Regions from separate parts of the Homo sapiens genome. Here region 1 is linked to region 2. Evidence: chromatin loops called from intact Hi-C (ENCODE). Cell type or tissue: HepG2. All regions are shown on one strand. Links, peaks and the distances in the headings refer to the core of each region. The heading gives the core; the rest is flanking DNA. Region 1 overlaps NUBPL (NUBP iron-sulfur cluster assembly factor, mitochondrial). Region 2 overlaps LOC105370438 (a long non-coding RNA gene).

The links. Hi-C counts contacts between places; a loop is a spot of excess contacts. Peaks named below come from ENCODE experiments on the same cell type or tissue, not always from the same donor. Only the 100,000 strongest peaks of a DNase experiment are listed, where the experiment ranks them.
Region 1: it touches region 2 in a loop (12-fold over the local background); 3 of 110 quality-filtered maps call a loop at or near these places.

The regions. Positions count from the first base shown.
Region 1 is chr14:31,782,230-31,794,716 of GRCh38, forward strand. NUBPL (NUBP iron-sulfur cluster assembly factor, mitochondrial) reads left to right here. Exons shown (of 11, transcript NM_025152.3): 7 at 5,551-5,644. Among named protein-coding and RNA genes, the nearest start is that of LINC02313, 160 kb to the right of the region's middle. RefSeq lists a silencer at 11,221-11,421. In HepG2, for the core only: a CTCF peak has its summit at 5,371; a DNase peak (open chromatin) is centred at 5,352.
Region 2 is chr14:31,503,331-31,515,817 of GRCh38, forward strand. The region is part of intron 1 of LOC105370438 (a long non-coding RNA gene); the gene reads left to right. Among named protein-coding and RNA genes, the nearest start is that of GPR33, 22 kb to the left of the region's middle. In HepG2, for the core only: a CTCF peak has its summit at 7,017 (motif pointing right); a DNase peak (open chromatin) is centred at 7,011; H3K27me3 peaks cover 1,014 bases.

The DNA of each region.
Region 1 (12,487 bases), core at 2,221-10,220, 280 kb after region 2:
ACTAAAAGTACAAAAATTAGCTGGGCATGGTGGTGGGTGCCTGAAATCTCAGCTACTCAGGAGGCTGAGACCGGAGAATTGCTTGAACCTGGGAGGCGGAGGTTGCAGTGAGCTGAGATTGCGCCGCTGCACTCCAGCCTGGGCGACAGAGCAAGACTCTGTCTCAAACAAACAAACAATCAAACAAGAAACACCTTTTGGCACAGTTCATTTGAAGAATTATAAATTAGAATTTTTAACTCTTAGTAACCTTAAATTTTATTAAAAACATAGAAATCTTGCTGGGTGTGGTGGCTTACACCTGTAATCCCAGCACTTTGGGAGGCCAAGGTAGGCATATCACCTGAGATCAGGAGTTTGAGACCAGCCCGGCCAACATGGTGAAACCCTGTCTCTACTAAAAATAGAAAAACATTAGCCAATTGTGATGGCGGGCACCTGTCATCCCAGCTACTGGGGAGGCAAGAGGATGGTTTGAACCTGGGAGACGAGGTTGCAGTGAGCCAAGATTGTGCCACTGCACTCCAGCCTGGGCGACAGAGTGAGACTCCGTCTAAAAAACAAACAAACAAACAAACAAAAATAAACATAGAAATCTTGAATTGCCTATTGCATATCAGTCTTTTATAAATAAGAACCATTTTATAATTATTAGAAAAACATGTTTTCCTATAGCATAATTTTTAGAGACCAAACATATTTAGTCTTTCTATTAAATTTAAGAAGTCAAGGAGAGACCTAATTTTGGTCCTTTCATGGCCACCATTTTGTCACCAAACCAATTGGGTCAGTTTGCCTGTGCACAATGGAAATCCAAACACCAGAGCACCAGGATTTTACATTGAGAAAGGTTTATTGTGAGTCAGCTAACAAGGAGACAGAAGGAAATGCTCAAATCCATCTCCCTGAACTGGGGGCTGGTCAGCTTTTATAAGCATAGGGTAATGAGGTGTGATCTTATTATATCTTGCAACGAGGTGATGCCAGGAAGCATGATCTGATTGGATCCTGCCATGGGGTATGCCAGGGCTCAATCTGATTGGATTCTGGATCCTGCCATGTGGTGTCCACCTCCTAATTCAGTACTTACTTCTCAGTCTGAGCACTAGATTCTGTGTGGTCATTTGCTTGGTTTATCAGCAAGCCTTTATAGAAAGCCTACTATGTGTGATGAAGGTACTGGCCCAGGTGTTTTTCAGGTACATTAAATTCAATTCAGAGTCATTTGAAATGAATTGCCTTAACTGTGAAGTATTTTTTGTTCCTTGGAACCTTAATAGCAGTTCTTTTTTTTTTTTTTTTTTCTCTGAGACAGAGTCTTGCTGTCACCCAGGGTGGAATGCAGTGGCGCAGCCTTGGTTTGCTGCAACCTCTGCCTGTTGGGTTCAAGAGATTCTCATGCCTCAGCTTCCCAAGTAGCTGGGACTACAGACACCCACCACCAGGCCCAGCTAATTGTTGTATTTTTAGCAGAGACAGGGTTTCACCATGTTGGCTAGGCTGGTCTCAAACTCCTGACCTCAAGTGATACGTGTGCCTTGGCCTCCCAAAGTGCTGGGATTACAGGCATGAGCCACCACACCTGGCCAATAGCAGTTTTCTTTAAAGAAATAAGAAATTGAAAGTAACATGATAAATATGAGTAAGTGCCAGGGAAAAACAATGATAAATTATTGGCACCAGTCATTTGATGTTCTCTGAAACCCAGAGACGTGTCAGTCTGCCGGTGCTAGGAGTTTTAGTGCCAAGAATGTAAAAGGAAAATGATCCTTCATCTTTTGGGGTAAGTTTTGTCAACCTGAAGTAATCAAAAGGATCAGAATCCAGTTTTAAAGAGTTTATTAACGTGAAAGGCTAGGAACGGCCATCCAGGAAACACAGACTCCAGAGAAATGGAGTCAGCACTCTGAAGTTAAAAGTTAAGGTCTTGCATATAGGAAGAAAACAAAGAAATTTAACAGGATCACAACATTTTCTATATAAGACTGATTTATGAGTTATAACAATTTAGTTACAGTTCGTTTTCTTTTTCCCTATGGCTTGTTTTCTTTACAGCTGGTTTTCATTTCCTTTCCAATTTAAGAATATATTTAATATTCTATCTTAAGACAATGTGATAGTCATGAAGTCATGAAGTCTTTGTATGAGAAAGGTTAAGAGGGAAGTTAATGTATAAGGAAAATCAACAGAGAAGAGGGAAGGAACCTTCCCTGACACCCTTTATTCATTTTACAAAACATTGAAACATTGTAGGTAAGGAAGAAGGCTAATCTGTAATCAGAGAAACAGAGTTATAGCTTTCTAGGTTACATTTGCCTGTCATGTGACTCAGGCCTCATGATCACATTTCTTTAAGGGCTCAAAATAATGTAAAGCTCCAGCAGCTTAGATTTTCAATTATTTTATTTCACAGTTTCATAGATGGAGGTCATGGGTAGTCTCGGGGTAACTATTTTTCAAGCCAAAGAACCCTGTATTGAGAATGAATTCATTATGTTCATCATTTCATCAGTCTATTAAAGTATGTCATTATGTCAATATCAAGTACATGTGTTTGGGAAATTAGGATTCCTAAAAAACAAATCAACATATAATGTCAGATACTGAGGAATGTTTTGAAGAAAACACGATGTCAGGGAAGGAGAGAGTTTAATGGTTATGGGAATGCTATTTTATAAAGGCTATACTGGCTTTTTTGCTATTGCTTGAATGTAGCAAATATATTCCTATTTTAGGGCCTTTGCACTTATTATGGCTTCTGGCTGGAGTTCTTTCCTTCAGATATTTGCATCAGTTGTTTTCTCAGTTTATTCAGGAGTCTGACCACCCTGTCTAAAGTAGCACCTTCCACCATTCAATTCTTTCTCCTTACTCTACACCGTCTGACCTTGGGGACCAAAGAGATTCAAATAAATTCTTTGATAAATCCTTTGCTGTCTGAACTCTTCATACTTGCTATCTGAAATTTGGTAATTGAAGAGATTTTCTAAAATATTTATTCTTATTTGATCTGGATATCTAAATCAGGGACCAAATAATTTTGTATAGTAAGGCAGGGGTTCCCAACCCTTAGCCCACAGACCAGTACCAGACCATGGTCTGTTAGGAACTGACTGCACAGCAAGAGGTGAACAATGGGTTAGTGAATGAAGCTGAGCTCTGCCTCCTGTCAGATCAGCAGTGGCATTAGATTCTCATATGAGCACGGACCCTATTGTGAGGGATCTAGGTTGCACACTCCTTGTGAAAATCTAATGATAAATGTAAATCGCTTGAATCATCCTGAAACTGTCCCCTGCTCCCATCCATGGAAAAATTGTCTTCCACAAAATGGTCCCTGGTGCCAAAAAGGTTGTGGACTGCTGTAGTAAGGGATACCTGTAGTTTTCTTCACAGCACTTATTACTTCCTGATTTGTTTGTCTGTCTATCTGTCTATCTATCTTTCTGCATGTCTCCTTCACTAAATTGTCAGTTCCATCATGGTTGTGATTTTATTATGTTTATTGCTCTATTACCATCACCTGGAACAATGGCTGGCACCCAGTCAATTCTCAATTCATGTGTGTTGAATAGATGTGTTGACATATGAATGAATCTGTTTGACCCAATATCATCTACACTTTTTATTTTAAAAGTATGATTATAGGCCAGGCACGGTGACTCATGCCTGTAATCCCAGCACTTTGGGAGACCAAAGTGGGAGGATCACTTGAGCCTAGGAGTTTAAGACCAGCTTGGCAACATGGCGAAACCCTGTCTCTACAAAAAATACAAAAATTGACCAGGCATGGTGGCACACGTCTATAGTCCCAGCTATTAGGGAGGCTGAGGTGGGAGGATCACTTCAGCCCAGGAGGTTGAGGTTGTAGTGAGCTGTGAGCATGCCACTGCATTCCAGCCTGGGTGATAGAGCGAGACCCTGTCACAAAAATGAATAAATAAATAAATAAGTAAAAGCATGATTATATGGAAAGGACATATTACATGTTATTAAGTTTTAAGGAGCACAATATGAAATTATATACAGTTTCCACTTAGGTTTAAAAAAATCAAGTCTTTGCATGTGTTCATTTAGCCATTCATTCCTTGAAAGAAAACGTCTTGAGCGTCTCCTGTTACCGTTTTATAGGAAGACAGATCATGAAACAACAGTAAATGAATGATAACCTTCTCTTCACTCACTGCTCTCTAGCCATATTGATCTTTCAATTTCTCAAAGTTAGCAAGCTCTTTTCTGTGCACATTTTACTGTCTTCACAGGGCTTCTTGTATTATAAAGCTGGTGATTATGTATTTATGAGGATAGTTATCTGCCTGATATCTCTGTCTCTGTATTGTAACTTCTGTGAGGGCAGGAATCATGATACCATTTAATCGTCAATACCTAGCTCAATGCCCAATACATAGTAGGTATTCAGTAAACATTTCTTGGGCAAATGAATGAACAGGTGATTAGGGGAAGTATGTAGTAGAAACACTTTAATGAGAGTTAGTGGAGCTTTCCCCAAAGAAATGAATTTTAAGCTGGGATCTGAAGAATGAGGAGAAATTAGGAAGTGAAGAAGAACAGGCAGAGTGTTCTGGAGCTTAAGCTTAGATATTATCCTAAAGGCAAGAGAAGAGTTTTAAACAAAATGTAGCACTATCAAACTTCCATTTTTCAGTGTTGTTAGGAACAGACTAGATAGGCAGTGCTGGAGCCAGAGAGGCTGGTTGGGAGGCTTTAATAATAACAGATGGTGGTGGCCTCACTTGGGTTCTTGGCAGTGGAGAAAGAGAGAAGTGGGTGTGTTTGAGAGATTTTTAGAAGGCAGAATAACTGATTGGGGATAGTGAAGGAAAAGGAAGAGTTATTGTCATTCCACGTTTCTGCTTTACAATTGAGAAGATCCTTGGGCCATTAATAGAGACTAGGGACTCAGAAGGAAGAAGTATCTGAGGAGTAAAGAACCTGAGGTACCCTTGAGACCTATCTAAATGAAGGCTGAGCAGTAAGGACTTGGTTATATAGGTGAATATTCTGGGTATAAATAAATGCCTTGAAAGAAAGAATCAAAATGTTAATAATATTGGGACTCAAGTTATATTAAATTTTTTATTATTAAGTTTTGGGTTTCATTATTAGTGTATTTTTGTGAAGGAAATATAATAAACTTAAAAAAATTATATTAGCATGGGAAATGCAAAATTTAAAAAAAGGTGACAAAAAGCTAATATCTTCTTTAGGCAAAATGTGGGCTACACCCAGTAAAAATAAGTGAATGGTCCTGAATAGAAGCCTACTGAGAAGTGAGTTCAACATTAACGTGTGTGTATGCGGATGAGTCATCTGGAAATTTAAACTTGCCATTCAAAGAAGGCCTCCTAGTGGAAGGGCCTGTCATTTATTCATCCATGTATCCTTAGGACTCAGCACAGTGCCTTGTACCTAGCAATGGCTCAAGCGATAGCTATGATTTTATATTTGTTATTAACACATTAATTTTGTTTACATCACTATTCAACATTGAATTTTTATACAATGATATAATCTATGTCATCTTTTTAGGTAGATTGGGGTCAACTGGACTACTTAGTTGTAGACATGCCACCAGGAACTGGAGATGTGCAGTTATCAGTCTCACAGAATATTCCTATAACAGGTAAATCTTCAAAGTTTAAAGTAATTTGTACTTTTTTTGATGTGTTGTTATTGCTATACCAAAAAACAAACTCCATGTTAGGCAAATATTTTGCCTTAAAAATATTCATTCACTTATAAATTTTTCATTAGAGATCAGAAGCATAAATTATTCAAAATATTACCAGAATAAGTATATTTATAAAACCATGAGACTTTTGTTACTAGGAAGAGTGAAGTCTGTGGTTCTTGTTCTTGGGAGAAAGAATTTGTCCAAGAGACAATTTTAGCAAAAAGAACAGAGAATTTATTGAAGAAAGTACATGCCAAGAAAGGAGCAGGCTGGAAAAACAGCAGTAGTAGCAGCAAGGGTTCAGTAGTAGCAGCAAGGGTTAAGTAGTAGCAGAGACAGTATGCTCTGAAAGAGGAGGCAGAATGGGCTGCTGGAAAGAAAATGAGCCAGCAGCCCTGAGAGTTCAACATTGCAGTTTTCATTGTGTTGGACTCTTTCTTTAAGTTCCTGCCTGTCTCAAGTCTCTGCCATTGTCTTTGGCTAGTTTCCCACTTCTGCTTTAAGTCCCTACCTTGTCCCTGACTAGTTCTTGCCACAGTTTTGTAGGATTCTCTTACTCTGAGTTGATGCACATGTGTGTGCCCAGTGTTGGATATGAAGTCTACTTAATGGCATTGTTGCTCCTTACCGCCACCCCAGGAAGGTGGTAAAGTGGTTAAATCTGTACTTACTGTGCCTGTGTATCTCTTAGGAATTTCCCCTTTGCCCTCTTTCTCTTCATATCAGCATGTACCTAGCTACATTCTGACAGGTTAACTGTAGAGTGAGCAATTACTGGGCATCTTAAGGGGTATTTCAGGATGTTCCTTTCTGCATAGGTATTTCCCCTCCTCTCTGTTCATACCTAGCATGCAGGTTTTGGGTAGTCTCTGGGATGTGAGATTTTCTAGTCCTCCTTTTCTCAGGGGCTCTCTCTCCTGCTCATGTCTAGCTATCTGTCTGCTCTAACACTTCACAGAGGTGGTAGTATAAATCTGTGTTCTAGAAAAGCAGTAGCATTTAAGTATTTTTTAGGCAGAACATGACTGGTTCACTGCTGTGCAGCATTTATACTACTGGTACATGACAGGCACTCGGTAAATATTTATTGAGTGAACACTGGATAAGAATAAATATTAGGGGCTGAGTGCAGTGGCTCACGCCTGTAATCCCAGCACCTTGGGAGGCCGAGGTGGGTGGATCATGAGGTCAGGAGATCGAGACCATCCTGGCTAACATGGTGAAACCACATCTCTACTGAAAATACAAAAAGTTAGCCAGGTGTGGTGGCGGGCACCTGTAGTCCCAGCTACTCGGGAGGCTGAGGCAGGAGAATGACGTGAACCCAGGAGGCAGAGCTTGTAGTGAGCTGAGATAGTGCCATTGCGCTCCAGCCTGGGCGACAGAGTGAGACTCTTGTCTCAAAAGAAAAAAAATAAATAAATAAAAATAAATATTAGGAAAATTGGCTTTTTGGTAAATACAACTATGGGAGAATTTTATAGTCTGCTAATTAATATTAAAGTCAAGAAAGCAATAAACATAGCTTATATCAAATACATACTACTTCAATATGGTAATGCATATCTGTTTTATGATACGAAATTTAAATATTAGTACAGTAGTTACCCTTTATTTTGAATCTGTTTCTGAAGATTTTCCTAGATTCCACTAAAGAATAGTTGCAAATCTATAAATAAAAGATTTCTGGGAAAATAATGGAATTTTAAAGTATCTTTGCTAATTAGTTATATACTGATTACCAAACAATATCATTGATATTTAATGATCAAAAGTTTAGAATCTAAGTTTTTGACAAAATATACGTGTTGTTTGGAAATATCAGTATAGCCTCATTAATAGAGATACTTTTGCTGTTTTAACATATTTGTAATCTTAATTGAGTCTGAGACTTTTTCTTTGATAAGGCAGGCTGTAAAATATGAGATGGGAGTAAAATGATATATGAAAATAATTCATTTTTTCATACTGTGATTTTTCTTTTTTTTTTTTGTCTTTTTCCTTTTTAAGGTATTTATAGTTTTAGGATCTTTTATATTTACAAATTTTAAGAATATTTACCAAATGTTCATTTTAAAAAAATGTGCTTCTGATACCTTGGAATGCCTTTTGCAAGCATACAAAATACTTGCATTATTCATATAGATAATACATTAGTAAAATTGGGCTAAATTCTCATTTATGTCTTGAGTAGTGACTTGGCACCTTGAAAAAGTTTAATTTACCTCACACAGATAAACTGATGTTGCCTAAGCAGTTTTTTTCTCCACTTACTTTTCTTTAAGCCCCTTTGGACAAGATTTATGATTAAATTACCCTATTTTAGTTTGTATTTATACTCTAACACCAGCATTGCATATAGATAGAGGTTGAGATTTTCTTCCCCATTCTTTCTTACATCCTAACATTTAACCAGTATATTTCCTTTTTCCTTTCCTCTGATGAAGAGTCTGCCATGTAATAGGCAGTTAATATTACATGAGAGTAAGACATAGTCTTTTTTTTGTTGTGGTGGTGAAATGTGCAGAGCAGTTAAGTAGTACTAATAATATATTGGCATTGTTGTGCAGCCATCACTACTGTCCATCACCAGAGCCTTCATCTTCTCAAACTGAAACTCTGGAGCTATTAAACAGTAACTCTCTGGCCGGATGTGGTGGCTCATGCCTGTAATCCCAGCACTTTGGGAGGCTGAGGCAGGCAGATCACGAGGTCAGGAGATCGAGACCATCCTGGCTAACATGGTGAAACCCCATCTCTACTAAAAATGCAAAAAATTAGCCTGGTGTGGTGGCAGGCACCTGTAGTCCCAGCTACTTGGGAGGCTGAGACAGGAGAATGGCATGAAGCTGGGAGGTGGAGCTTGCAGTGAGCCGAGATCGCGCCACTGCACTCCAGCCTGGGCGACAAAGTGAGACTGTCTTAAAAAACAAAAAAACAAAAAACAGTAACTCTCAATGGATCCTCCATTCTCCCCAGCCCCTGATAACCACTATTCTTAATTTATTTTTTACATTAAAGGAAGACCAAGCAAGAAAATATATTTTGAAAGATTGCATTAATGCCAGATGTAGTGGCTCATGCCTGTAATCCCAGCACTTTAGGAGGCCGAGGCAGGAGGATCACTTGAGCCCAGGAGTTCAAGACCATCCTGGGCAATATAGTGAGACCCTATCTGTACAAAAGAATATTAAACAAAAAAAGTTAGCTGGGAGTGGTGACGTGCACTTGTGGTCCCAGCTACTTAGGAGGCCGAGGCAGGAAGATCACTTGAGCCCTGGAGGTCGAGGATGCAGTGAGCTGTGTTCATGCTATTGCACTCCAAACTGGGTGATAGAATAAGACCCTGTCTCAAAAATAAATAAAAATGAAAAAAGATTTAAACAAACCTAAAATTTATTTTATGATTTATTAATAAACCATTATATCAATAAATTTTGATTCATATGCAAGGTAAATGCCTAGCACTATAGAGAAGAAAAGGATAAGTAAGTCTATTCCCTAGACAAGAGTTCCTTACCTTTTTTGACTTTCAAAGTTTTTATGAGAATTTGATGAAAACTCTGGATTTTCTCCAGGAAAATATATTTATATATGGTATACAGAAACACTAATTTTGTATATAAATTTAGGAAGTTTACACTCCTCAGGTTAAAAGCCCCAGCTCTAAGAGATAGAGCATGGTGAGGAGCAGGAGAGAGTGGCTGGTAAGAAAAGGACATGTATGACTGTAATCCACAGTATGAGAAGTGCTTATGAGACATCTAAACCCAGGCTATGGGGTTTCAAAGGAAGAGAATGTGAGATTAAGGGGAATACGAAACACTTCATGGAAGTGGACCTTGAAGAATAAATATGATACATTGTAGAACATTCAGGATTGCTCCATACCTTGCTTTCTTTGCTTGTTCTTTAATAATTTAATCAATAAAAAGCACTAATTCTTTATGGACAGTAGATTTCTGTATGAAATGGTACCGCGGCGATTGCCTGTTAATAATAAACTGCCATTGGATGACAGTCTTCCATATATTAATTTTCAAATTTAATTCTTACAGGTGTTATATGATTTCTATTTTCTTAAATCTCAGAAGGGTTTAGTGGCTTTCATAAGATAACACAATTACAGTAGATCATAGCTAAGTTTCATATTCATTTTGACAGAGTTTAAAGCTTATGCTGTTGACCTCTATATCAAACTGGCCTAATGTAAAACCCAACAATATTTGACTCATTAATTTTTCTGAGTTTAGCCCTAATCCATTAAAATTCACTTAGGTTGAAATTATTCTAATCTAGGTAATCCCTGATAAAAAAATAAATTTATCTGTGAATATGCCTAAATTTGTGCACCCCGATGGGATGAATATCCAACTCGTTATCTGGATTGGTGCTTACTACATTCAGTAATTTTTTTGAGTCCTGAAAGACTACTTTGGGCCTCTTTAACTCACACATTCCAGGAGAATTCTGGAAGTAGTCTAGAAGCAGTTTTCTTCATCTTTTAGGAGTATAGCCCCAAGTGATTCTTGAAGAGACCAGTATTATCTTTGTGCTGATTCATATGCCTTGAACATATGGCCCATTTTCAGACACCCTGGCTGTCTGTATAGAGTTGTAGCAGGCAGTGTTAGTACATTCATGTTGTGGTTATTAAGTCAGTATTAAAATGGATAACAATGAAAGACTAGATTTCCTACACTGAAGTTGTATTAATTTGAATTAATTTTATAATTATAAAAAATAGCAGCAAGGAAATGCAGATAAACAAAAAAAGAAAAAAAAAGTAGCAAACAATAAAAATGTCCTACCAAAAAGGATGTTGAAGGGAATTTGGGGAGCATGTGATTGTGTCTATGTGTGTGTTAAAGCCTTAGTTCCTGAGGTTTGGGTTTATTCAGGCCAGTGTCATTTCACAGATAGCATATCTAAAAAGGTACCAAAAATGATTCAGCTCCCAAGATTTAGAGGGAATGGCACCAACCAAAGAATTGCTGGCCTGGCTGAATCATGACTTTCATAAATTTACAGAACCTGTAACAGCCTGTCAAAATCATGTCTGCTCTTTCAGACTTAGCTAAATTGTATGTTCTCTAATTATAAACCCAGTTTTTCTTTCCTTATCATTGACTTTAGAACTCTTTTAAGATACTCTGTGTTCTTCTCCCTTTTCTTATGTCCCATATCCCATAAACAACATAAGCTCTTTAGATTCTCATTTGAATATCCTTGTAATTTGATCTCTCTCTCCTTCCCAGTAAACACCTTCATATAATTTGGGATCCCTCTAGAAAAAAACCCTTTGTACTCACTACTCCCACCTTCCTTTTACTTTCCAGAATATGTCTTTACAGCACAGTTGATCCTCACTTAGAATGCCTTTCCTCCCCAGTCAGTGAGTACTCAAATCCTGTGTAATCTTTAAAAGCTATTTAGCTCAAATGTCTACTCCCCGCCATCTTCCCCAAACCCGCATTTAGGAATCACTTCCCCCTCTTTGGAAATCACATAGCATAATATTTGGATTATTCCTATAGCACTTCTGATGTTCTTCATTCAAAACCTGCATACCTATGTTATCTTCTCCAGCAGACTGTTAACTTCCTGGAGGGCTAGGCTGTTTTTCTTTCATCTTTGCATTTCTCAGGGTGCCAAACTCAGTGCCTTTCTGCAGCTACTCAGGAAATGTTGAATCAATGAATGAGTGTTTTATCTGTGACTGTATTATCTTTCCAACTAGGCTGGAAGCTGCTTGAATGCAAAAATTTTTTCCTATTTATCATAGTATCTTTTAAAGTACCTTGGCCTATAGCTTATGCAATTAATATTAACTGAGTCAATGACAAAGCTAGTCTGACTAGCTATTACTGTTTATGTAGAAGGATTTGTGCCCCCTTATCTTTCTTTTTTTTTTTTATTTTTTTTTTTATTTTTTCCCAATGCTATCCCTCCCCCCTCCCCCGACCCCACCACAGTCCCCAGAGTGTGATATTCCCCTTCCTGTGTCCATGTGATCTCATTGTTCAATTCCCACCTATGAGTGAGAATATGCGGTGTTTGGTTTTTTGTTCTTGCGATAGTTTACTGAGAATGATGGTTTCCAATTTCATCCATGTCCCTACAAAGGATATGAACTCATCATTTTTTATGGCTGCATAGTATTCCATGGTGTATATGTGCCACATTTTCTTAATCCAGTCTATCATTGTTGGACATTTGGGTTGGTTCCAAGTCTTTGCTATTGTGAATAGTGCCGCAATAAACATACGTGTGCATGTGTCTTTATAGCAGCATGATTTATACTCATTTGGGTATATACCCAGTAATGGGATGGCTGGGTCAAATGGTATTTCTAGTTCTAGATCCCTGAGGAATCGCCACACTGACTTCCACAATGGTGGAACTAGTTTACAGTCCCACCAACAGTGTAAAAGTGTTCCTATTTCTCCGCATCCTCTCCAGCACCTGTTGTTTCCTGACTTTTTAATGATTGCCATTCTAACTGGTGTGAGATGGTATCTCATAGCGGTTTTGATTTGCATTTCTCTGATGGCCAGTGATGATGAGCATTTCTTCATGTGTTTTTTGGCTGCATAAATGTCTTCTTTTGAGAAGTGTCTGTTCATGTCCTTCGCCCACTTTTTGATGGGGTTGTTTGTTTTTTTCTTGTAAATTTGTTTGAGTTCATTGTAGATTCTGGATATTAGCCCTTTGTCAGATGAGTAGGTTGCGAAAATTTTCTCCCATGTTGTAGGTTGCCTGTTCACTCTGATGGTAGTTTCTTTTGCTGTG
Region 2 (12,487 bases), core at 2,549-10,548:
ATCAGCCTTTTTTATGGCTCACTTCACATTCATGTCTTTCAGGCAGTATCCCAGTGTTATCTCTTCCTTTCCTTATTTCAAAACACAATTGGCAGAAGGAATGCAGAGCTCCTTGTCATATGAATCGCATGTCCCTTTCTTTCTCCGTCTTCATGATGGAAGTGAGAAATTTCTATGGCTAGGTAAGTGAAATAACTTAAGACAATATAATACAATGGTCTTTGAGATTATGATTTAATTATCAAGGGTCCAGAGCTATTCAGATGAATGAGATCAAATATTTAAAAATACTCCTATACTTAACAAAAATTTCATCCTCTAAGATATCTTTATGACAGCCACGGTCAAATGTGGCTCATTTATGTTTTTCTCCTAATTTGGGCATAGGGACAGCATAAAAACTAAGGCAACTCAGGCCGACTGTGGCTTAACCAAGGTAAGGAGTCTTTATGGCCATACCCAATTTAGGCATAAAATGTTCACTACTGGCTACCAGAATCTCATTTTTATGAGACCTTTAAGGAGTGTGGGGTGGGTTTCCTTATTTTATAAATAAAGCATTCTTCTGAGGAAGTCTAGTCACTGCTTCAAGATTGACTAAGAAAGTAACCTAGCAAAGTACAAAATAGCTTTGGAGCTTTGGCTTCAGAAATACTTGGATTTAAATCTTGGCTTTACTATTTTTATAAGATATGGCCTCAGTCCTACTAGATTCCGTGTTTCAGATATTCCCTATTTATCATAAAGAGATTTTTAAAAAGTGCTTGACTCACTAGATATTTTGCTGTGGTATATAAATCTAAATATGTATGTATATTTCTATAAAAATGGGCCGACTCTATGTATTCTGTTTGGTAACCTTTTCCATTTAATATGTTTTAAATGTTTTCTGGCCTGGCACAGTGGCTCATGCCTGTGATCCCAGCACTTTGGGAAGCCAAGGCGGCAGGATTGGTTGAGCCCAGGAGTTCGAGACCAGCCTGGGCAATTTATCGAGAACACATCTCTACAAAAATTTAAAAAATTAGCCAGTCATGGTGGCATGCATTGGTGGTCCCAGCTACTTGGGAGGCTAAAGTGGGATGATTGCTTGAACCCAGTAGGTCAAGGCTGCAGTGCGCTATGATTGCATCACTGCACTCCAGCCTGGGCAAGACCCTGTCTCAAAAAAAAAATTGTTTTAAATGTTCTCCATATCAGTAAACTAATATGTTAACAAACACACATCTGTATTATCTTTTTTTTTTTTTTTTTTTTGAGACAGGGTTTTGTTCTGTGGCTCAGGCTGTAGTGCAGTGGCATGATCATGGTTCACTGCAGCCTCAACCTCCTGGCTCAAGTGAACTTCCCACCTCAGCCTCCCGAGTAGCTGGGACCATAGGCATGTGCCACCATGCCTGGCTAATTCTTTGGTATTTTTTTCATAGAGATGGGGTTTCGCCATGTTGCCCAGTCTGGCCTCAAACTCCTGAGCTTAAACAATCTGCCTACCTCAGCTTCCTGAAATGCTGGGATTAAAAGCATGAGCCACCACACCCAGCCTGTATTGTCATTTTAATGGTTGCCTAATATTCCATTGCAAGTTATTCTGGGGATTAAAGAGACAAAACATATGAATATAACTGGCATCTAGTAATTGTTAAAACTATAAAGAGAAATGGTGCTGAAATTCATATTTCATAGAGTCAACCTGCTGGTTGACCTTTTCACACCTATCTTTGCTAGCCAGCCATTATCTTGCATGCAGGCAGTCTCCTCCTGCCTTAAAGCAAGACCTCCAAGACCTCTGCAGGAATTGCTTCATACATCAGGACCAGGAATCCTGTGTCTCAGTCACTGTAGGCACCAGAAAGAAGATGGCTCAGGGACCTGGATAGAAGATGTAGGTCACAAAGATTTTCTCTCATGGCAAATAATAGAATATTGCAGCTCCTTAGAGAAATAAAAGATATACTGCCCTGTTTCAAGATCTAGGCCATACCAAAGGAAAGAAAAACTTTTGAGAGATGGTTTTTCAGAACAGAGAGTTAACTTCTGTCTCTGTGAAGTCTTTCATTTCTAGCACCCTGGAGGTGTTTGTTCCCTTCCTTTTGGAATAAAACTCAGCTAATGACCTCTCACTTTAGTGAGATTATCAGAACTTGCAGAACATTCCAGATTCCTATTTGAAAATATGTGTTCCTCTTACTACATTCCTAGCCTTAAAATATCCTCTTTAACATTCCAAGAATTATTTTTGTAGATGATCTTGGCTGCAGTTCAAAATACTGTAGTGTTTGCTAGGCTAGTTCATAGTCCCTCTCTGAATACCATTTTACAGAAGTGTTCTCAGCTAGTCTGTGATACAGGCTATCTCCGGAGCTCAGCTTGCATGATCCCTCTGGTCATATGGGACAGGGTGTAAGAGAGGAATGTTGAGGTCTATTAGCCATTCTTCCTTTTTACTACATCTCCTGGGAAGCTATAGGTGCCAGTGAAAATAGAGTCTGCGGGGAAGGATAGCTGCATATTAGGCATCTTATGATGCTGTCCCAGGAGCTTCTCCAACTAAGCCAATTGATGTCTCAATTTCTCAACAGAAGTAGCTGTAGATAGTGAAAGAAAGAGAGCATCAGTCTTATGGCCAATGAATGCTGTTGAAGTCCTGCTATGTGCCAAATACTGTGCTGCCATTGTAAATAGAAAAATAAACCAGGCAGTAGTGATTCAGCTATTGTGGAGCTTCTTAATTAATAGAAAAACCAGTAGGTATGAGGCAAATAATGACAACTGTGTTTAGTGATAGAAACAAAGAGGAGATTGACCTAGACTAGGGAGTCAGGGAGATTTTCTTAAGGAAGTGACTCTGAGCTGAGACTTGAATTTAGGTGGGTAACAAAGATGGGGGACTGGTACTTCCAGCAAAGGAAGCACCTTGTGAGAAGGCCCCAGGTATGTTTGAGAACTGGGAGAAGTTCAGCACAGCTAGGGGCAGAGAGCTAGGGAAAGGAATGAGGCAAGAGATGTGCATAGGACCAAATCATCTAGAGCTTTATAGTCATATTAATTCCTTTGCATTTTATTTTAAGGGTGATGGGAAGGGGGAAGACAACATATGTATTAATTTTTTAGGGCTGCCAAAATGCCATGGACTGGTTGGCTTAAACAACAGAAATTTATTTTCCCACAGTTCTGGAGGCTGGAAGTCCAATATCAAGATGTTGCAGGCTTGGTTTCTTTGGAGGTCTCTCTCCTTAGCTTGCAGATGGCCTCCCTCTTACTGCCTCTTTATATGGTCTTTTCTCTGTGTGTGTGAGCCCCTCACGTCTCTTTCTTCTTCTTATAAGGATTTCTTCTTAGAAGGACACCGCTCAGATTGGATTGAGATCCCTCCATGATCTCATTTTAACTTAGTCACCTCTTTAAAGGCCTTGTCTCTAAATACAGTCATATTCTGAGATACTGGGCTTTAACATACAAATTTTATGGAAACATAATTCAGCCATAACACCATACATGTGGCAGTAGTATAGAGAATTAATTGGAGAGGGGCAATTATGCAGACCCATAGGAGTCTTGTGAGAGATGATAGCTACCCCATCAGGGTGTGTGCCATGAGGAAAGAGCAAAGGCAGAGTTTGAGAAACATTTCCATGGAGGACTGATGGCATATGGCAGTGACGTAGAGGGAGGAGCCAAAGATGCCTCCTAAATTTTTGGTTTTTGCATCTGGTTAGTGGTGTGGTTTGTTTAAAGAACAATGGAGAAAGAGAAACAATGGTTTTGGGGGGAAGATGATGGTTTTATTTCTGCTGATGTTGAGTGGTTGATGAGTAGGTTGTTTACTGGAGGAGAAATCAGCCTCTGCAACACACAGAGCTGGGATCATACGGCTCAGCCTCTATAACAGACAAAGTTGCTTGTCGCCTAGCCCTTACGTTTTACTTTTCATGGAAAAAAAACGTGTAGCCCTTTTCAAAAACATGCTCTTGATATCCTTAGAAATTCAAAATTTGTTAAACTAGGGTTCCAAGTTAACACTTTTATAGTTAACGTTGTGGAAGATTTAACATTTTTTCATAGTCAGCTTGACTTGTGACTATTATAATGTGCCTAAAGAAATTGCCTGTTACTGGGTAGGGAACAAGATGACTGAGGTACAAGGTTGGAAAGACAGACTACCCGTTTTGAATTTTTTTCTTTTTTCTTTTTTTTCTTTTGAGACAGAGTTTTGCTCTTGTTGCCCAGGCTGGAGTACAATGGCGTGATCTTGGCTCACTGCAACCTCCACCTCCTGGGTTCAAGCAATTCCCCTGCCTCAGCCTCCTGAGTAGCTGGGATTACAGGCGCCTGCCACCACGCCCGGCTAATTTTTGTATTTTTAGTAGAAATGGGGTTTTACCACGTTGGTCAGGCTGGTCTCGAACTCCTGACTTAAGGTGATCTGCCCACCCTGGCCTCCCAAATTGCTTGGGTTACAGGCATGAGCCACCTCGCCCGGCTTGAATGTTTTATCAGGTGTAAGTATAACCTGATTTAAAAAATAAATACTACAATTAAAAAAAATTTTATAATATTTATTTTATTCTCATGATTTTAAAATTTAAATTTTCAGAGCCTGTGGTCAAACATTAGCCACTGATAAAATGGCAACAGGTAACAAATCATATAAGAATATGTTTTCATTGTTCTTACTCTTGATATTCTTAAATCGATATTACTCCTAACTAGTTTGATTTTTAAATACATCTACCTACTTGCTCAACACCAAAATAAGAGTTCAAAAAAAAAAAAGAAAAAGAAAAAGAAATTGCCTGTTATCCTTACCCTGTTTGTGAGGATAAAACCACTCTTTTATTTCCTTTTCTGCATGCTAAGTCTTAGTAAAGAATGCGATCTTGCTCTAAAAACGAAGTCTGTAAAACTCTGACGTATGTGGTAAAAAAGGAGTCTTTCTATAGCAGCAGAGTCCCAGGGAGTAGAGTTGTGTGGGAGTTGGTGGCCCTCTCAGTGAGAGTGAGACTGTCAATGATAGATGGGGAGCAGAAAAGCAGGGTCAGGAAGCAGAATGTGCTGTAGCCCAAGTGCTGGGTCATGGTCAGTGGTGTTCTTGTGTGCCCTGGGATACTTGGAGGCAGGCTGCAGCTAGGTCAGAGGTGGGTCAGGAAAGAGCTGAGTTATTTCTGGAAAAGACCGAAGTTTTCCTTGAGTCCCCTGCCCCACGTTGCCTCAAAGGTCAAGGAGGTGATGCTACCTTGCTAAGAAGTAGCTGTAAGGCAGCCTGGGTGACAAGGCAAAATCCTGTCTCTACAAAAGATAAAAAAAATTACCTGGGCTTGGTGGTGCACACCTCTAGACCCAGATACTTGAGAGGCTGAGGTGGGAGGTTGAGGCTGCAGTGAGCCGAGATTACACTACTGCACTGCAGCCTGGGCAACAGAGTGAGACTCTGTCTCAAAAAAAAAAAAAAAAAAAAAAAAAGTAGCCATAAGGAGAGGAGTTAGAATGACTAGCTGTCCTGGTTTGTCTGGATCTGGGGCTGAGGGGTTCCTGGAATATGGGGCTTTTGGTTTTAAAACTGGGTTTCGCCATGTTGGCCAGGCTGGCTCGAACTCCTGACCTCAGGTGATCCACCCACTTCGGCGTCCTAAAGTGCTGGGATTACAGGCGTGAGCCACTGTGCCCGGCCTGAAATTTATTTCTAATTAAACAAGTTTTCCATAATATTTTATGAGCAAGAAAATAAAAATTGAAAGTGGAACATTACATAAGAGCAAACAGCCAATGAAAATTAAATGGAGGGTGGAGGGGGGAAGCATTGTCCAATTAGGGAAACTTTTTTTTTTCTTTATTTTAAAAATAAAGACACACACCTATGAAGGAAACATATTTTTTTTCCTTTTTTTTTTTGAGACAGGGTCTCACTCTGTCACCTAGGCTGCAGTGCAGTGGCTCGATCTTGGCTCATTGTAACCTCTAACTCCTGGATTTAAGTGATTCTCATGCCTCAGCAACATGGTGAGACCTTATCTCTACAAAAAATGCAAAAATTAGCCGCCGTGGTGGCGTGCATCTGTGGTTCAAACTACTTGGGAGACTGAGGTGGGGGGATCACTTGAGCCCCAGAGGTGGAGGTTGCAGTGAGCCCAGACCACGCTACTGCAACCTAGCGTGGGTGACAAAGCAAGACTGTCTCAAAAAAAAAAAGTAATGCACACATTGGAATAATATGCAATCCTTTTTTAAAAGGTAGCAGATTGATTGTTCTGATATGTGAAAATGCCCAACACACACTTAAATGTTTTTTGTTGTTGTTTTAGTTTTTTTTGAAACGGACTTTCGCTATGTTGCTTAGGCTGGAGTGCAGTGGCACAATCTCAGCTCACTGCAACCCTCACCTCCCGGGTTAAGGAATTCTCCTGCCTCAGCTTCCCAAGTAGCTGGGATTACAGGTACCCGCCACCACACCCGGCTAATTTTTGCATTTTTAGTAGAGATGGGTTTTCACCATGTTGGCCAGGCTGGTCTTGAACTCCTGACCTCAAGTGATCCACCCGCCTCAGCCTTTCAAAGTTCTGGGATTACAGGTGTGAGCCGCTGTGCCTGGCCTCAGGTGAACATTTTTTAAAAATTAAAAATATTTAGTGATACACGTTACTAAAATGTCTCAGGTAATTTGGTATGAAAATCATATTTTATTTATTTTTCTTTTTTTCCAGATCCCATAAGACTAATGAAAACCACATTTTTCTAAACAGGAAATTAACTATGCAGCATGTATTTAAACAATTATTAGGATAAAATATAAGTATTATTCAGAGAATAAGTATAGAGAGTATTTGTGTGTGGTGTCTAAAGAAATTCTATCCCAAATAAATCACTTCTCAGATTATGAGACATAGGTTTGAATACATTCATATTTATTTACAATCTAATTGAATGTTCATCCCCACCTTTCACCCACATTGAATATCACCTTTACATAGTTTTTCCATTTTAATGATTATTATTGACCACTAGGGGGAGAAACAACAAAAGCTTTGAAATTTTTGATACATTTGAAAGATTATTTAAATGCCAGCTGTGACATGTACTAATTGTAGTGAAATATGGATTCACAGAAGGTGCTAGCATATATTCTTGGTTGTTGGAGATCTGTTGATTCTATGGGGTCCTTCAGAAATAATGTAACAGAAAGGTGATGTAACTTCTCCAAAGGGTGAGGAACAAGGTGTTCTATGGTTGACCAGCTAAATTAGTTTTGTTCAACTTGTGCCTTTGCCCAAAGAGTAAGTGTGAAAAATAAACCTGTCTAATTAGAATGAATGATGAAAGGATTAAATGCCTTGGACTTCAAAGATGGGAAAAGTGGCAGTAAAGGAAAAATATTAACATAATCAAAACAATTTCCCTATGCTTTGCCTTAAGTGCACTTGACAATTAATACTTAAAATTATGGGCCAGGTACAGTGGTTCATGCCTGTAATCCCAGTACTTTGGGAGGCCTAGGTGGGATGATCACTTGAGGCTGGGAGTTCAAGCCCAGCCTGGGCACATAGTGAGACACCATCTTAAAAAACAAAATTACGGTTAAACATATAGAACATATTTGTTAAAAAGTGACTGAAAATTCTAACCAGCTAAAGGTGTATTTATCTTAAACTACTCAATATGTGAGTACTTTGAACTCTGTTGCTTAGTTAGAAAATGTTTTTGAACTATTTTTTATTCAAGAAATTGCTGACTCTGTTAGTTATGAGAAAAATGTATAAAATATGTTAATTCCACAAATAAATGTTTAAAGTCTACTCAATGCTAGGTACTCAGGAGACCCAAAACTGGATTAGACATATATATTTTCCTGAAGAAGTTTGTAGACTAAAAAATCTATTCATAAAAACCTATAAAACAAGGTAGATGTGAGACATACCATTAGAGAAGAGGCACTTTATGTATTAAGAAGGAAAAAATTATTTCTCTTCTCTTCTCTTCTCTTCTCTTCTCTTCTCTTCTCTTCTCTTCTCTTCTCTTCTCTTCTCTTTCAGAAACAGGGCTTTGCTCTGTCGCCCAGGCTGGAGTGCAGTGGTGTGATCACAGTGCACTGCAACCTGGAACTCCTGGTCTCAAGCAATCCTCTTACCTCAGCCTTCAAAGTAGCTAGGACTACAGGTGTGTGCCACAATGCTTGGCTAATTAAAAAAATTTTTTTTTGTAGAGATGAGGTCTTGCTGTGTTGCTCGGGCTAGTCTTGATCTCCTGCGCTCAAGCAATCGTCCTGCCTCAGCTTCACACGGGGCTGGGATTACAGGCATGAGCCACCATGCCCGGCCTACTTCTATTTTGATGTGTCTATAGGAGGTCGGGGTAGGAGGTATGAAGACTGTAGGAATCAGAGAAGGTTTTGTGAAGAATGTTGCATTTGAGCAGGGTTTAAAGATATTAAGGATATAGAAATGTGGCAATTACAGGAAAAACATTTCAAGTTCAGGGAGCACAGTGAGCAAAGGCATGGAGGTAAAATGCAAAGATGTATAAACTTCACACCGGCATTAAACAGAGGAAAGACCTGGTGATTTAAAAAGATTTAAATCTAATCCAACATGTGACATAAATTTAGTTTCACCTGTGACTGTTTGTGATGGTTAATTTTATGTGTCTGGGCCACAGGGTACCCAGATATTTGGTCAAATTTTTTTTGGGCTATTTCTATGGAAAGTTTTTGGATAAGATTAACATACACACACACATTTATTTAGAGACAGAGTCCCATTCTGTCGCCCAGGTTGGAGTGCAGAGGCGCCATCACGGCTCACTCCAGCCTCTACATCCCGGGTTCAAGCCATCCTTCTGCGTAGCCCCCAGAGTAGCTGGGACTACAGGCTTGCACCACCACAACTGGCTAATTTTGGTATTTTTTGTAGAGACGGGTTTTTGCCATGTTGCCGAGGCTGGTCTCAAACTCCTGAGCTCAAGTGATCCACCCGCCTTAGCCTCCCAAAGTGCTGGGATTACAGGTATGAGCCACTGAACCTGGCCCAAGATCAACATTTATTTATTTATTTATTTTATTTTTTTTGAGACAGAGTCTCGCTCTTTTGCTGAGGCTGGAGTGCAGCGGCGTGATCTCAGCTCACTGCAACCTCTGCCTCCTGGGTTCAAGCGATTCTCCTGCCTCAGGCTCCCAAGTAGCTGGGATTACAGGCGTGTACCACCATGCCTGGCTAATTTTTGTGTTTTTAGTCGAGAGGAGGTTTCACCATGTTGGCCAGGCTGGTCTTGAATTCCTGGCCTGAAGTGATCCACCCACCTGGGCCTCCCAAAATGCTGGGATTACAGGCATGAGCCATGGTGCCCGACCCAAGATTGACATTTAAATCTATAGACTAAGTAAAGCAGATTGCCTTCCATAATGTGGGTGGGCCTATTCAGTTGAAAGCCTGAATAGACCAAAAAAAACGGACCCTCCTCCAAGTAAAAGAGAATTCTCCTGCTTGAGACCTTTGAACTAGGACATGGGCTTTTCCTGGTTCTCCAGCAACGTGCTCCTGTTTGGACTTAAACTGAGACATCAGCTTTGCAGATTTTAAATTTGCCAGCCTCCATAATCACTTGGGTGAATTCCCTGTAATAAATCTATCTATTGATCTACCAATCGATCCATTTATCTATCCATTCATGCATCCTATTGCTGCTGTTTCTTAATACTGTTTAAAAGAAAGCATCTAATAATCTACCAACAAATATTTATTAGGTGTCATTTTAATCCCAGTGCTCTGCTAAACAATGGAAAAAATACTAGAGTAGCATAAATCTATAGTGAATAAATCCCAGAACTACTTCAATGAATATATACTGATAAAACTAATTTATTTAAAATCAATGTTTACTTTATTAATTTATTATTAAAGAAAACAATTAAAACTGTAACTTGGAGGAAAGTGGAAAAATAAATTATAACCCCAACAGCCTAATACAACCACTGTTAGCATCTAGTGTATTTTCTTTCAGTAACTTTTCCCTTTGTGGTATTTGATGTATATAAAATATTAGTTTATGAAAAATCATGCTGTCAATTCTTTTCTTTAACATGATATCACAGGTCAGATACAGTGGCTCATGCCTGTAATCATAACACTTTGGGAGGCTGAGGTGGAAGGGATAGCTTGAGCCCAGGAGATGGAGTTCACAGTGAGCCAAGATCATGCCACTGCACTCCAGCCTGTCCAGCCTGGGTGACAGAGCGAGACTCTGTTCCAAAAAACAACAACAACAACAACCAACCAACCAACCAACCCAAACATTATATCATAAACATTTCCCCATTTGTTTCATAATCTTAAGAATTATAATTTTTAATGGCTGTACAATACATAGTCTGCAAACATATAATTTTTATAATCATTTCCTTATTTTTGGATATTTAGATTATGCAGATTTTTTCTTTTTCTTTTTTTCTTTTTTTTTTTTGAGACAGAGTTTCACCCTTTTCACCCAGGCTGGAATGCAATGGTGCGAACTCGGCTCACTGCAACCTCTGCCTCCCACGTTCAAGTGATTCTTCTGCCTCAATTCCCAAGTAGCTGGGATTACAGGCGCCCACCACCACGCCCAGCTAATTTTCGTATTTTCAGTAGAGATGGGGTTCCACCATATTGGCCAGGCTGGTCTCGAACTCCGTATCTCAGGTGATACACCCACCTCTGCCTCCCAAAGTGCTGGGATTACAGGCATGAGCCACCACGCCCAGCCGATTTTTTCTGTTTTTAAGATCATCAATATAAATATCTTTATTACAGTCTTCTCACAGTTTGAATTATTTAAGAACAAATTCCTAGAACTGGTATTATTAAATCACCAGGTATGAAGTCTATATAGTAAGTCTAAATTGTTTTTCACAAATATTATACCAATTTGTAAGGCCATTGACTTTGACCATACATTTGCCTACCTAGTATTCATTCTCACCTTCATTAATCAAAGACTTTTTTTTTTTTAAGTGGGAATGTGACTTGTTATAAAAGCCTCATTTCCTCAGACTCCCTTGCATCTAGGTACGTCCATATGACCGAGATGTGGTCTATGATGGTTACAGGGTTCCGCTATGAGACACACTTTTGTTTTATTACATAAAAGGAACATGCTCTGCTGGCACACACTTTTTCCTCTTTTCCGCTCTTCTTTCTGACTGCAGGTAGAGCAGCCTTCTTGCAACTTTGAGGATGAAAGCTACAAGTTAAAGTGGTGGAAAAGGAAGCCAGAAGGAGCTTGTGACTTTCTTGAACATCTGCACCAGCTCTGGTCTCCTTTCTCTGGAATTCTTGTTACATGAATAAATTAATATGTGTTTGGTTAAGCAACTGTAGTCATATTTCTGCTGCATGAAATCAAAGGAAAACCTAATAGTAACATATATGCATAGTTATTCTCCACAATAATGAATATTGTCACTACAATTAGTGGGGATGGGGCACTGAGTTGGTACTCTTGATTGCAAATAACAAAAAACCTAAGCTGGTTTAAAGAAAAAAGGGAATTCACTGGTCCATGTACTGGGGGAGGTAGAGGGGTTGAATTCAGGCTTCACGAAGTAGCATCAGTAACACTTTTAGGTCTGACCTCTTTCTCCCTTTCCCTTTTTCCTCTCTCTCCCTTTCACATATCTCCTTTGCTTTCCTCTGTGTGTTGATCTCTTCTCTCCTACAAAAAAATGGACTTCTTCCACGCAACTGGAGAAATTGACCATGTTGGTTGAATGTCAGGAGAAAGAAAGAACTTTACAGTTTTGATCATATCAGTCCTTGGGAAGGACTCTGATTGACCAGGCCTGTTTCACCCATTCTTGGATGTGTTCATCCAAGAAGGGACGGGGAATAGAACAACTGTGATTATCATCCCCACCAGGATCACTCAAATACAGAAGAGGCAAGTCCTCAAAGAGAAAGTGAGGTGTTGACACCATAACATAGCTGCTGAAAGGCTAAAACAACCCATCATCAATAACCATTTTTTACTAATAAAATGTTTCTTATTGTTATTTTAATTTACCTTTATTTTAAGTTGAAGACTTTTTTGTTTGTTAATTTAATTTAATTTAAAAAATTTGAAAATTCCCTCTCCTAACATTGACAACCAGAATATGCTTATACCTGACAAATTGGGTAGTTGAATAGTCTCTTTATTTTGAACATGATCCCAATTTTGGGCTTGTAATCTAATATTCTGTAACTGGAAATGCCATGCACAAGGGAGAGAAAATATATGTTCTTTATGATGTCTGTGTATGTATAATGTTCTAAAGGTCCTAAATTTAGTGCGAACAGTGGCAATGGTGTAAGACATAAATTTAATCTGTAGTTGTATTTGAGTCATGTAATATATTTAGTATAGAGAGATTAAAAATATAGTAGATTCCCTTTCTAGAAGTTAACTAAATTGATTTTAATATATTACTTTGTGAGGGCTGGGGGCAGTGGCTCATGCCTGTAATCCCAAGCACTTTGGGAGGCCA